2 separate regions of the Homo sapiens genome follow, and region 1 is linked to region 2. The links are chromatin contacts, found by Hi-C or POLR2A ChIA-PET in ENCODE. All regions are on one chromosome and are shown on one strand. The core of a region is the stretch at or near the end of the contact, and the rest is flanking DNA. Distances in the headings are between cores, read along the strand shown.

Region 1 (6,291 bases), core at 3,479-5,978, 1.4 Mb before region 2:
TGCATAGGGTATACATCTGCCAAAGCGTGTGCTGGACTTCCAGAGTGGTATCAGCGTGGGAATGTTGAACTGCCCCGTGGGAAGGAAGTTGTTGCAGTAGGACAAATATGCACACACATCCACATGTGGGAGTTTCGAAAACACATCCTGGGAAGTCAGACGCTGATGAAGGACCATGGGAATGGTACACAACTACTTTGAGAAAACATAAAATGTGTCGATCTGGATTTCTCACGGTGTAAATATTCTTTTTCCAGAAAGGCTTGCTTTAAATAGTAACTTCCATATCTCCATTTAAAATGGGAAGCAATTTCTGTAGATCTTGTTTACACTGCTGGAACACATCTGCACTTGTGGGTGGCCGTGACTCAGTTGTGCTTCCTGCTGCCAGTTGGCTTCAGAGCATCTTCTATTCTAGCATCCCAGACCACCCCTTTCTATGCACACACCCCGCCGACTCTGACTTCTGTTCCTTTGTTCGTGCCCTGCCCTCTGTCTGGAGCAACCTTCCCCCAGCTCCCCTTCTGCTGGGCATCCTCATCTATTCCTACTTATTCTTCTAAGTAGGTGTTGGCTCTTCCAGGAAGCCCTTCTGGGCTTCCTGAGAGTAGGCTATGAGAGTAGCCTGTTCCCTCTGCTGCCTAATTGCTTTGCACACTCCCTTTACCTCCTCACTTTGAAGGTATCTATTTCTGTCTCCTTTTCTCTTATAGACTGGAAGCTCCAGGAGGGCAGGCACTGTGCTCTTTTAATCATCCTGGAATATTCTCAGGCCTTCTGGGTAGTGATTAAGAGCCAAAGCTGTTCCTTACTGGCTGTGTGACCTAGAGCAATTGTGCAGTCTCATTTATCTTATCTTGAAAATGAAGATAATTATAGTCTCTACACCTTGGAATTATGAAATTTAATATGAAGTATTAAAAGAAGGCCAAGTGTGGTGGCTCATTCCTGCCATCCCAGCACTTTGGGAGGCCAAGGCAGGAGGATTGCGTGAGTCCTGGAGTTAGAGGTTACAGTGAGCTATGATTACACAACTGCACTCCAGCCTGCACATCAGAGCAAGATCCTATGTCTAAAAAAATAAAAATAAATTTTAAAAGTACTGAAAGAGGCTGGGTGTAGTGGCTCATGTCTATAATCCCAGCCCTTTGGGAGGCTGAGCAGGAGGATCACTTGAGCGCAGGAGGTCAACCAGCCTGGGCAACATGGTGAAACCCCTGTCTCTACCAAACATTTATAAAATTAGCCAAGCATAGGGGCACACACCTGTAGTCCCAGCTACTCGGGAGGCTGAGGTGGGATGATTGCCTGAGGCCAGGAGGTCGAGGGTGCAGTGAGCTGCATTTGTGCTATGGCACACCAGCCTGGACAACAGAGCAAGACCCTGCCTCAAAAAAAAAAAAGGTACTGAAAGAGTTCCTGGCCTATTATAAATACTCAAGAAATACTACGTATTGTCCTTATATTCTAAATGCCCACTTACATACCTGGCAGATAATGTATATACCAGATATCCTGATAATGTATCTACAAGGGGACATTACAGTATCTGACCTTTTGTAGACCCTTAATAAACAGTAGGTACTGTGGCAATTTAGGATTTTTTTGTTATTGGCTTAAAGAAAAAAACATTAAGGCACACAAGCTGAAATAGTTAACACACTCTCAGGTAAATAGTTCCCTGAAAAAAAATAAAACAGATAATTTTGATCCAAGTTACAAAGGGGCAGCTTTAAAACAAATAATTTTCTAGTAGTCAAAACTAACTCAAAGATGAACTGGGGCTCTTTCAAATGACATCACGGTCTCCAGCCTTGGAGGTGCTCAGCTGTTTGTTGACCACGCATGAAGGCATTAGAGAGATTCAAGCCTTGTACAAATTACCTCTCAGGTCTCTAACTTTGAAATCCTCTGCATCTACCTTCAAAAGTATTTTCAGCCGGGCACAGTGGCTCATGCCTCTAATCCCAGCACTCTGGGAGGCCGAAGCAAGCAGATTTCTTTGAGCTCAGGAGTTCAAGACCAGCCTGGGCAACATGGCGAAACCCCATCTCTACAAAAAACAAACAAAAATACAAAAAGGATTTTTTTTTTTTACCATTAATGTGTTGGTTATTATTAAACACCTCTGAAAGTGTTGTCTAATTGAAGTAGACAATGAAATTTCCATGTAAAAATGAAAGCATCCAACTTGGAATATGTAGATAAATCAACAACTTGTAGGAAGAAGGAAACCGAATTTGGTGCCAGAAACCAGGGTTTAAGTCCTGGCTCTTACAGAAGCAGGTTCAATTTCCCTATCTGTAAAATTATGAACTCAGCCTACTTCACACAGTTGCATTGTAGTATGAACTTAAAGCTCATGATACAGAAACATTTATAGAATCCCGAGTCCTAAATAAATGTTTGTTAGCATTAGAGCTCCCACTGCCAAGTTGCTTTTTGGGTTTTGTTTTGCTTAACCATCTTTCTACCTTAGAAAAGGGTGAGAGAGGGGATTGAAAAAACTAGAGGTTTAGATAATTTGAATGCAGTCTGCTGGTTTCAAATCCACAGTTTGAATCAATGGTGGAAAGAAGATTCAGAGGGGAAAAAAAAAAACAACTTTTAAAAATACAAATAAAACAATATAGTGTAACAAGTTCTTATATCGTATTAGGTGTTGTACGTACTGTAGAGATGATTTAAAGTATAGAGGGGAATGTAGATTATATGCAAATACTAGACCATTTTATATCCAGGAATATCAGTGGATTTTGGTATCCACAGGAAGTGGTTCTGGAACTTTTCCACTGCCAATACCAAGGGAAGTCTGTATGAATGATTAAACAGAAAAATCTCTGAAACTTGGATTTATTCCCGGGTTAGTTGCTGATGTCATGTAGTCACTGAAAGTAAGAATGACATTGCTTTTAGAATTCAGCATTAAATACTTCATCTTTTTTCAAGTGGAGAAAAAATATAATGAGCAGAACCCACCTCCACATTTTAATCATTAGGAATAAAAACCACTTACGATGGTTTAAAAATACTACCTAAATAAAAAAGAAAAAGAGGATCTTACTTCTGGGTAATTAATAGCTCAAGATCCTTCTGTTTGTCCCAACCCCTAAGAAAAAAAAAATTATGACTAATCAAGGCTCAAGGAAGCTCAGTCATTTTACAAAAATATTTTAGGTACCTGTTTTGTTTTTTGTTTTTTGTTTTTTGCAAGCAGTTTGCTGGGCATAAAAATAGGACATGAAAATAAATAATGCCTTCGTTTCCTGAAAGCAGGCCTCTAACGTTTCCGGAAGCAGCAGCAATCAACCGGCTGGTGCTATTATTTATGACACGGTCACTTTATTCAAGTAACTATTAAAAAGGAAAGGGCATTCGGGCTCCCATCACTTGGCAATGGGTTTGAGAAAACAAGGATCAGTTTTGACTGTCCAGAATAAGGATCAAAGGGGAAAATATAACTAATACCCACTGCTCTCAGGCCGCAAAAGGAAGAATGCCTCTTGCAATGAGAGGAAATGGCAGTTTCAGATTAGAAAGCAAGCAGAGAGTTCATGGAAAATCTTAGAACATTCTTCCAGGGGATGGCAGACACTTAGCACATAAGCATATCATGTCAGGCAGTGATAAGTGCCAGGGAGAAAAATAATGGGAAGCGGAGATGGAGAGTGGCAAAGCAGGTGTGTGCTCAGTGGGGTGGGCACATTTCAGTAAGGGAATTGGGGAAGGCTCTCCAGGCGGGGGACTTCTGCATGGACCGGATGTGAAACATGTGAAAAACCCTCATGAGAACTGGGGAAAGAGCATTCCACGAGAAGGAAGAGCATGTGCCAAGGTCCTGTAACAGGAATATGAATCGTGGATAGGAACGAAAAGGAGTGACATGGGAGTAGGGGGAAGTGATAGGAGGTGAGGTTAGATATGGTGACGGGAGCAGGGAGGTCTTCCGGGGCTGGTCTTATAGCAATTGAAAGGCACTCGCTTCCATTTATTTTGGTCTCTTCTGAAACAACAGAGACTGGCATGTTGTTTAGCTGGTGTCTTATTCAGAGGGAACCAAGAGTCTAAACTTTAGGTTCTCCCCATGATGTTGGCACTGCTTGTGTCCAAGACATTCAGTAGTTCCTTAAAGACAAACTGACTTCCCTCACCTTGACAAACAGTTCACAAGTCTACTCTCAATTCAGAGTCACCACGGCCATTGCCACTATGCTGCCATCACGCCACCAGACAAATGGTGTTGAACTGGCCCGCTCCTTTGTATCACCTACTGAAGAGTCGAGCAGGAGCATAGTTTTGGTCATCCCGTGCCTGAAGTTAGGCTGCTGGGAGTCAGGGTGAGTGACCTTCTGGATTCTGCAGTGGGAGGTAAGATCTATCTCTTGCCAAGATTCATACAATGGCAGGTACCCCCAACACTGGAAAGGGAAGTTCAGGTGCTGAACTGGCAAAGTAGAGACATTCATTACTCCTGCTTACAGATGCATCTGTTTCCACCTTGGAAAGGGTGGAAGATGTTGCTCTACTTCCCGTTAACTCTTGTCAACATCACACCATCCTCTCTGATCAGCGGACCTGTGCCTACCTTGTTCTTTTTTAAAAAACAAATAGCATTTGTTCTCCAAAAATAACCAATCCAATTAAGCATGACATGACCTGAAGGTCAGGAAATGACTCATGGACTCAGGGGCGAAACCCACACTTTCTGGAACTGAGTTGGACTTGGAGGTGTGCTATGGTGGACTCTAATTATAGAACTCCCCCGGGTGAAAACATGGTCTTGCCAAGGATTGTATTTGCAAATAGATCTGCCATGGTCATGTAATGTACAGTTCTAACTATAAGAAAAGCTCAAGGATAAAGCAGCTTGCAATAAAATAGCACAGCAAATTTAATAATCAGTTCCCTTAAATACTGGGAAACATTATAAATAGCGCTACGTGATGAGTCAGAACTAACCTCATAAATTGAATTTAGAAACTGGTAAGGAATATCTTCTGGGAAATGTGATTCTGTTTCCTTGCATAAAAATAACCACTAGGGAAAAGGTATAATTCCAGGAGAAACCTGGCAAGGTAATTAGAAAGGGTAAATGTAGAATCTGAAGTACCGTATTCCATTGGAGAGCCTGCCTGTAGGGGACAAAATGCATGTTGACAAAACAGGCATAGAACACGCACTCCTGAAAGTGCATGCCACGTGTCAGTGATCATTATAACCTCCCACTCGGAAACCCAGATCCTTCATCCACCCTTCTTTGTCCTGTTTTGTGCCCAACACACGGACATCTATAGACTATTACTGTGGCTGCCTTGTCATCTAGCTTGTATTTAGCTTTGGCAGGTGGGAGGTGCGGGCAGGAAATCTTTGAGTGTGATGAGAGGGCCTCCTGGTGATTCCGCTCCCCACACCTTCCTGGCTTCACTGTGGCTCTGGCAGTGGCTCTTCCTGAGTGCCCTTTTCCCACAGCTCCAGCTTCCACCCCTACTCAGGCTTCTCAGGCCTTGTTCCAGCACACAGCTCTGTGTATAGTCCCTTCCTTAATTTCTTGAAAGTTAAACCTTTTGCAGTGTGCTGCACTGCATTCTGCTGGGACCTTAATTGAAACAGGATCTAGGGTACCCCCAAATCTAGATTTCCAAAGAAGGCAGCAAATATAAATGAGCAAATGCCTAGAAAAATGTAGGCTAAGATCATTAAAGTTTTATCCAATGTATTGAATCGTTACTAAAACATTCAAAATCCATTGGGACTGTGAAGAAAAAATGGATGTGAAAAGAAAATACTCTGAAAAGACTGAGAGTAGCCTAGTCTCAAATTCAGCCTTATACTCAAACCATGTGAACTGAGGCTGGGCTGTTCAGAATGGGTTGATTGGGGGTAACAGTGACTATAGAATGACAACTGGCTACTCCAGAAACTTCTAGTAGCATGAAGAGAGACTTTTCACAGAAATATGGGCATTTCTTGCTATAAATTTCCCTCTTGGAATGGCTTCTGCTGCATCCCATAGGTGTTTGGTACATAGTTGCTATTTGTCTCAAGATTTTTTTGATTTTCTTTTTTATTTCTTCTTTGACCCATGTTGTTTAATTTCTACTTATTTGTGAATTTTCCAAGATTTCTCCTGTTACTGATTTCAAGTTTCACACCATTGTGGTCAGAAAAGATACTTAAGGTAATTTTGATCCCCTGAAATTTGTTTAGATTTGTATTGCAGCCAAACATATGATCCATCCTGGAGAAAGTTCTGTGTGTACTTGAGAAAAATGTGTATCCTGTTGCTGTTGG
Region 2 (6,325 bases), core at 2,003-4,502:
TGGTGCCCAGGCTGGAGTGCAGTGGCGTGATCTCGGCTCGCTACAACCTCCACCTCCCAGCAGCCTGCCTTGGCCTCCCAAAGTGCCGAGATTGCAGCCTCTGCCCGGCCGCCACCCCGTCTGGGAAGCGAGGAGCGTCTCTGCCTGGCCGCCCATCGTCTGGGATGTGAGGAGCCCCTCTGCCTGGCTGCCCAGTCTGGAAAGTGAGGAGCGTCTCTGCCCGGCTGCCATCCCATCTAGGAAGTGAGGAGCGTCTCTGCCCGGCCGCCCATCGTCTGAGATGTGGGGAGCGCCTCTGCCCTGTCGCCCCGTCCGGGATGTGAGGAGCATCTCTGCCCGGCCGCCCCGTCTGAGAAGTGAGGAGACCCTCTGCCTGGCAACCGCCCTGTCTGAGAAGTGAGGAGCCCCTCTGCCCAGCAGCTGCCCCGTCTGAGAAGTGAGGAGCCCCTCCGCCGGGCAGCCACCCCGTCTGGGAAGTGAGGAGCCCCTCCGCCCGGCAGCCACCCCGTCTGGGAAGTGAGGAGCGTCTCCGCCCGGCAGCCACCCCGTCCAGGAGGGAGGTGGGGGGGTCAGCCCCCTGCCCGGCCAGCCACCCCATCCGGGAGGTGAGGGGCGCCTCTGCCCGGCCGCCCCTACTGGAAAGTGAGGAGCTCCTCTGCCCGGCCAGCCGCCCCGTCCGGGAGGGAGGTGGGGGGGTCAGCCCCCCGCCCGGCCAGCCGCCCCGTCCGGGAGAGAGGTGGGGGGGTCAGCCCCCTGCCCGGCCAGCCACCCCGTCCGGGAGGTGAGGGGCGCCTCTGCCCAGCCGCCCCTACTGGGAAGTGAGGAGCCCCTCTGCCCGGCCAGCCGCCCCGTCCGGGAGGGAGGTGGGGGGGTCAGCCCTCCGCCCGGCCAGCCGCCCTGTCTGGGAGGTGAGGGGCGCCTCTGCCCGGCCGCCCCTATGGGAAGTGAGGAGCCCCTCTGCCCGGCCACCACCCCGTCTGGGAGGTGTACCCAACAGCTCATTGAGAACGGGCCATGATGACAATGGCGGTTTTGTGGAATAGAAAGGGGGGAAAGGTGGGGAAAAGATTGAGAAATCGGATGGTTGCCGTGTCTGTGTAGAAAGAGGTAGACATGGGAGACTTTTCATTTTGTTCTGTACTAAGAAAAATTCTTCTGCCTTGGGATCCTGTTGATCTGTGACCTTACCCCCAACCCTGTGCTCTCCTGAAACATGTGCTGTGTCCACTCAGGGTTAAATGGATTAAGGGCGGTGCAAGATGTGCTTTGTTAAACAGACGCTTGAAGGCAGCATGCTCGTTAAGAGTCATCACCACTCCCTAATCTCAAGTACCCAGGGACACAAACACTGCGGAAGGCCGCAGGGTCCTCTGCCTAGGAAAACCAGAGACCTTTGTTCACTTGTTTATCTGCTGACCTTCCCTCCACTATTGTCCTGTGACCCTGCCAAATCCCCCTCTGCGAGAAACACCCAAGAATGATCAATCAATAAATAAATAAATAAATAAATAATAAAAAAAAAAATAAGAAGCAGTGGTAAGCCAGAGCATACACAGCCTGGAAAGCCTGTAAGGATGTTGAGGTGAACCCTGAGAGCAAAAGGAAGTCCATGGAAAGTTGCTAGATAGAGAATGAAATGACTGTGTTTATATTTGTAAGTGTTCGCCCTGGCTGGAGTGTGAAGATTAGATTGGAGAGGTGTGGGGAATCCAGAAGATGGGTGGAGAGGTTAGCCAGAGGGAGGATGTGACTTGCATTGCACTAGAGGGAAAGGATGGATGCCAAAGCACGAGAGTTTGCAGGTTTCAAGGGAGGGCTGTCAGACAGCATCCATTTAATAGCTTGAAGCAAGAGACTGGTCATTTGCTGAGATTTGGGGCTGTGGGAAGGACCTACGGTTTGAGACATTCTGAAATGCTGACCAGAAAGCCCACTGTTGGGGGAAGACAGGTTTAGTGGGAAGGGCAAATTGAGAGACGAGGTCCACCAAGCAGCTCTCAGCAGTTTGAAGGCTTCAAGTTGTTATTCATGCATATCATGGAACAAAAGAATAACAATGATTAACCATTAATGCCATTTATATCCTAATTCAGAAAGCTTACTGGATGTCAAGTACATGTTAGGCATATTTTGGTATAGCTGATCTCATATTATCCTCACAATAACCTTCCCAGTGAAGGGTTATTATCACTTTATAATTGAAACATCTGTGGCTCAGAAAGGTTAAGAAACTTGACCAGGCTCACCAAGCCAGAAAATGAGTTCTGTGATCTATGGAACGTATCTGGCTTCATTCAGAGCTCTAACGGTACAGGAGTTACCATTGTTCACCCTCCTTAAAGAATGAGCATCCAGCGGGACTTTAAAATAACTGTAATTTTTTTTAGTGAGAGACAAGGTGCTTACAAGCAAGCAGCTTGCAATCATGAAGCCTGGGAATCACTGAAGCAAATCTAAGTGCTTAAACTTAACTACAGGAAAAGGAAAGTTAAGTTTTCGGTTCCTCAAATTAATATTTTCATTGTAATGATAATTTCCACTTTTAGTTTGCCGTTTACAAGCCAATTTTATTTTTTATTGCATCTATCTATCATCTATCTATAATTTATTTATTAATTAGAGACAGGGTCTCTCTCCGTAGCCTCAGGCTGGAGTGCAGTGGCGTGATCACAGCTCAGTGCAGCCTCGACCTCCATGGCTCAAGCGACCTCCCACCTCAGCCTCCTAAGTAGCTGGGACCACAATCCCATGCCAATAAGCCCGGCTAATTCTTGTATTTTTTATAGAGGGGCGGGGGCGGGGGTGGCTCACCACGTTGCCCAGGCTGGTCTCGAACTCCTGGCCTCAAGCGACCCTCCACCTCCGCTTCGGCCTCCCAAAGTGCTGAGATTACAGGCGTGAGTCACCGCCCTCGATCTCATTTAAAATATAACTGAGATTTTCCAACTGCTTCACTGATTTGTTAACTAAGTGAACTCTGCTTGGACCCCTCCCCGATTCCCGGTACTGGGACAGGGAAACGAGCCCTAGAGGCGCCCGCAGTGATGTTTGCCTGTTCTCTTACCGAAGCCTGTTATGAGGAGCAAAAAGCAGAATGTCCAAGAAGGCTCTTTGAAGATGTCTGTGAGTTTGCCTGGGGACAGCTCCTGGAAGGCGGTGTCCCCGCGACTAGGGCGAGCCCCGGATTCCCCATCATCCCGGACTCCCCAACACCCGGAGGCGCGGCGCCACGAACAGGACCAAGTAGGAAATGCAAGACCACGCGCCAGAAACGCGGAAGTGGCCCGGAGACAACATGGCGGCGCCGGCGTCAAGTGCCCTAACCCCGGACCGGCGGCCTGGTACGGTGGCCTGTGGGGGACGCCACATTAAAAGAACAGAGACGCTCATCCTGCGCCTGGTAGGGCGAAGTGGGGTCCGGTAAAGCGACCTTCAGCGCAAAGCTGAGGGGGCGCAGGGACCTAACAGCAAGGACCGCAGGGGGAGGCCACCCCTTGCTGGCCAGAATCAGAATGAAGAGACAGACGATAATGCCGTTCATTCTGGCCGTCCCGAGTAGCTGGGACTACAGGCGTGCGCCCACCACGCCAGGCTAATTTTTTAAAAATTTTATGGAGACGGGGGTCCCACTATGTTGCCCGGGCTGGTCTTGAACTCCTGGCCTCATGTGATCCTCCCACCATGGCCTCCCAAAATGTTGAGATTACAGGCCTGAGCCACCGCACCTGGTCATTCAACTATTATTTTAAGCCACACACTTCTGCATAATAGAGCATGTATTATTAGTCTACTATTGCCACACTAAAGAGGTGTAACAAAATGCCTCCCAAACTCAGAGGCGTAACCCAACAATCGTTTATTCTCACTTATGCATCTGCAGGTCACTGATGTGGGCTGAGTTCAGCTGGACGTGTCTCCAAGCTGAAGATTGGGTCCCTGTCTTCTCCATGTCTCAGCTTCCCTGGACCAGTGGGTCAGTCAGGGCGTGTTCTTCTCATGGTGGTTGTTCACAGAAAAAGCGGTCTTGATCCAGACCCCAAGAGAGGCCTCCTGAATTACACGCAGGAAGGAATTCAAGACAAGTTGCAGGGTACGGTGAGAGTTTATTGAAAGCGCCTCCATTACAGAGTAGGGCGTCCTTAGGAAGCAAGCAAAGGAATGCCCCGTCTTTGTTTTAGCTTTTTCTTTTTTTTTTTTTTTTGAGATGGACTCTTGCTCTATTGCCCAGGCTGGAGTGCAATGGCACAATCTCGGTTCACTGCAACCTCTGCCTCCTGGGTTCAAGCAATTCTCCTGCCTCAGCCTCCTGAGTAGCTGGGATTACAGGCGCCCGCCACCACGCCTGGTGAATTTTTGTAGTTTTAGTAGAGACAGGGCTTCGCATGTTGGCCAGGCTGGTCTCAAACTCCTGACCTCAGGATGATCCACCCGCCTCGCCTCCCAAAGTGCTGGGCCACTGCGCCTGGCCATTTTAAATTTTTCATATATAGGCCGGGCGCGGTGGCTCACGCCTAATCCCAGCACTTTGGGAAGCCGAGGTGGGCAGATCACAAGGTCAGGAGATCGAGACCATCCTAGCTAACACGGTGAAACCCCCATCTTTACTAAAAATACAAAAAATTAGCCGGCTGTGGTGGTGGGCGCCTGTAGTCCCAGCTACTTGGGAGGCTGAGGCAGGAGAATGGGTGAACCCGGGAGGTGGAGCTTGCAGTGAGCCGAGATTGCGCCACTGCACTCCAGCCTGGGAGACAGAGCGAGACTCTGTCTGAAAAAAAAAAAAATTTGATATATAGGGGTTTTGTCTATGTAAAGGCTAAACTAAGCTGTGTCTTTGTGCATGTGGTCTGACAGCATGACAAAATTTATTATTTTATTGATTTAAAGAAAACTCTCCTTGACATTTTAGTGTATAAGTACATTAAAGCATAACTATAATTATCTTGAAAGCATATATTACGGGTATTGGGACATCTGGTCTTTCTGTTGTTACAGGATTGTGTCCTTGCAGGTATCTTTAGGCTGTTTTCTCAACTGTAAACATCTTATGACCATGGGTTGTGACTGGCAAGGAGTCTCAAGATGGAGCTCAACTTAAAATGGTGTCACTCTGGCCCTCCTAGGCCTCGGCTTCTCTAACAATGGCAGAAGCAAGAACACAAGTCCAACTGCACAAACACATTGTAAACCTTTGCTTGCATCACACCTGCCAATATCCTATGGCCAAAGTAAATGCACATGGCTAAGCCCAGCAGAAATGAAGCAGGGAAGTATATTCCTTCTGTATGGGAGAAGGGAGTGTGAAAGGAAAATATCTTGGACCCCCAAAATATTTTCCTTTTTACGAAGGAAAACTCAAGCTGGAAACTGCTTAAGACAAACCTGCCTCTCATTCTATTCAAAGTTATCCCTCTGCTCACTGAGAGAGATGCACATCTTATTTGCCTCCTTTGGAAAGCCTAATCAGAAACTCAAAAGAATGCAACCATTTGTGTCTCACTTATCTGTGACCTGGAAACCCCCTCCCTGCTTCAAGTCTTCCTGCCTTTGCTTCAAATTGTCCTGCCTTCCCAGACCTAACCAATGTAATTCTTCTACTGATTGATGTCTCGTGTCTCCCTAAAATGTATACAAGCAAGCTGTGCCCGACTACCTTGGGCACATGTCGTCAGGACTTCCTGAGGCGGTGTCATGGATGCATCCTCAATCTTGGCAAAATAAACTTTCTAAATTAACTGAGACCTGTCTCTGATTTTCTGGGTTCACAGAAGCATGTCTGATTATTTTAAATAATAATCTAACACAAAGAACATGGTTAGACCACTGAATTCCATAGGTATGAGCTCACTGTCACACTTCCTTTACTGAAAATGTGTCCTGGGGTGAGAGATGCTGAATACCATAAAGACACATGCAGCGTTCTGTAAGTCCATAGATGTGGGTGCTGCAGGCAGAGAAGGCGCATCCCTGTGTGGACTGAGTCTATACCTGGGAGGCATATTACTGCCTCCTCCAGGAGTCTGATCTAATTTACTTGCCGTCAAGTGGCCAGCTGGTCTCCCTAAAGAATCGTGTCCTGGCCAGGTGCGGTGGCTCACGTCTATAATCCCAGCACTTTGGGAGGCCGAGGTGGGGGGATCACAAGGTCAGGAATTAGAGACCAGCCTGGCCAATATGGTGAAATCCTGTCTCTACTAAAAGTACAAATATTAGCTGGGTGTGGTGGTGGGCGCCTATAGTCCCAGCTACTCAGGAGGCTGAGGCAGGAGAATTGCTTGAACACAGGAGGCAGAGGTTGCAGTGAGCCAAGATCACGCCACTGCACTCC

What was found. Hi-C counts contacts between places; a loop is a spot of excess contacts on that map. ChIA-PET counts read pairs that join two places held with the same protein, here RNA polymerase II (POLR2A). Pooled maps may share reads with other maps.
Region 1: a pooled map shows a loop between it and region 2 (2.8-fold over the local background). The contact joins the enhancer-like site here to the promoter of ATP8B1-AS1 in region 2. A Hi-C loop is called at or near these places in 1 of 50 pooled maps. POLR2A ChIA-PET finds 5 or more read pairs at or near these places in 2 of 52 experiments (MCF 10A and activated B cell).

Annotation. Positions count from the first base shown.
Region 1 is chr18:58,989,993-58,996,283 of GRCh38, reverse strand. No RefSeq gene overlaps it. Among named protein-coding and RNA genes, the nearest start is that of ZNF532, 130 kb to the right of the region's middle. Within about 2 kb of position 4,728, at least 9 of the 41 ENCODE cell types and tissues checked have a DNase peak (open chromatin) inside an H3K27ac peak, as active enhancers do.
Region 2 is chr18:57,627,258-57,633,582 of GRCh38, reverse strand. It overlaps ATP8B1-AS1 (ATP8B1 antisense RNA 1), which reads right to left and starts at 3,252. Exons shown (of 3, transcript NR_164148.1): 1 at 3,065-3,252. RefSeq lists enhancers at 1-713, 2,991-3,480, 3,004-3,504, 3,551-3,600.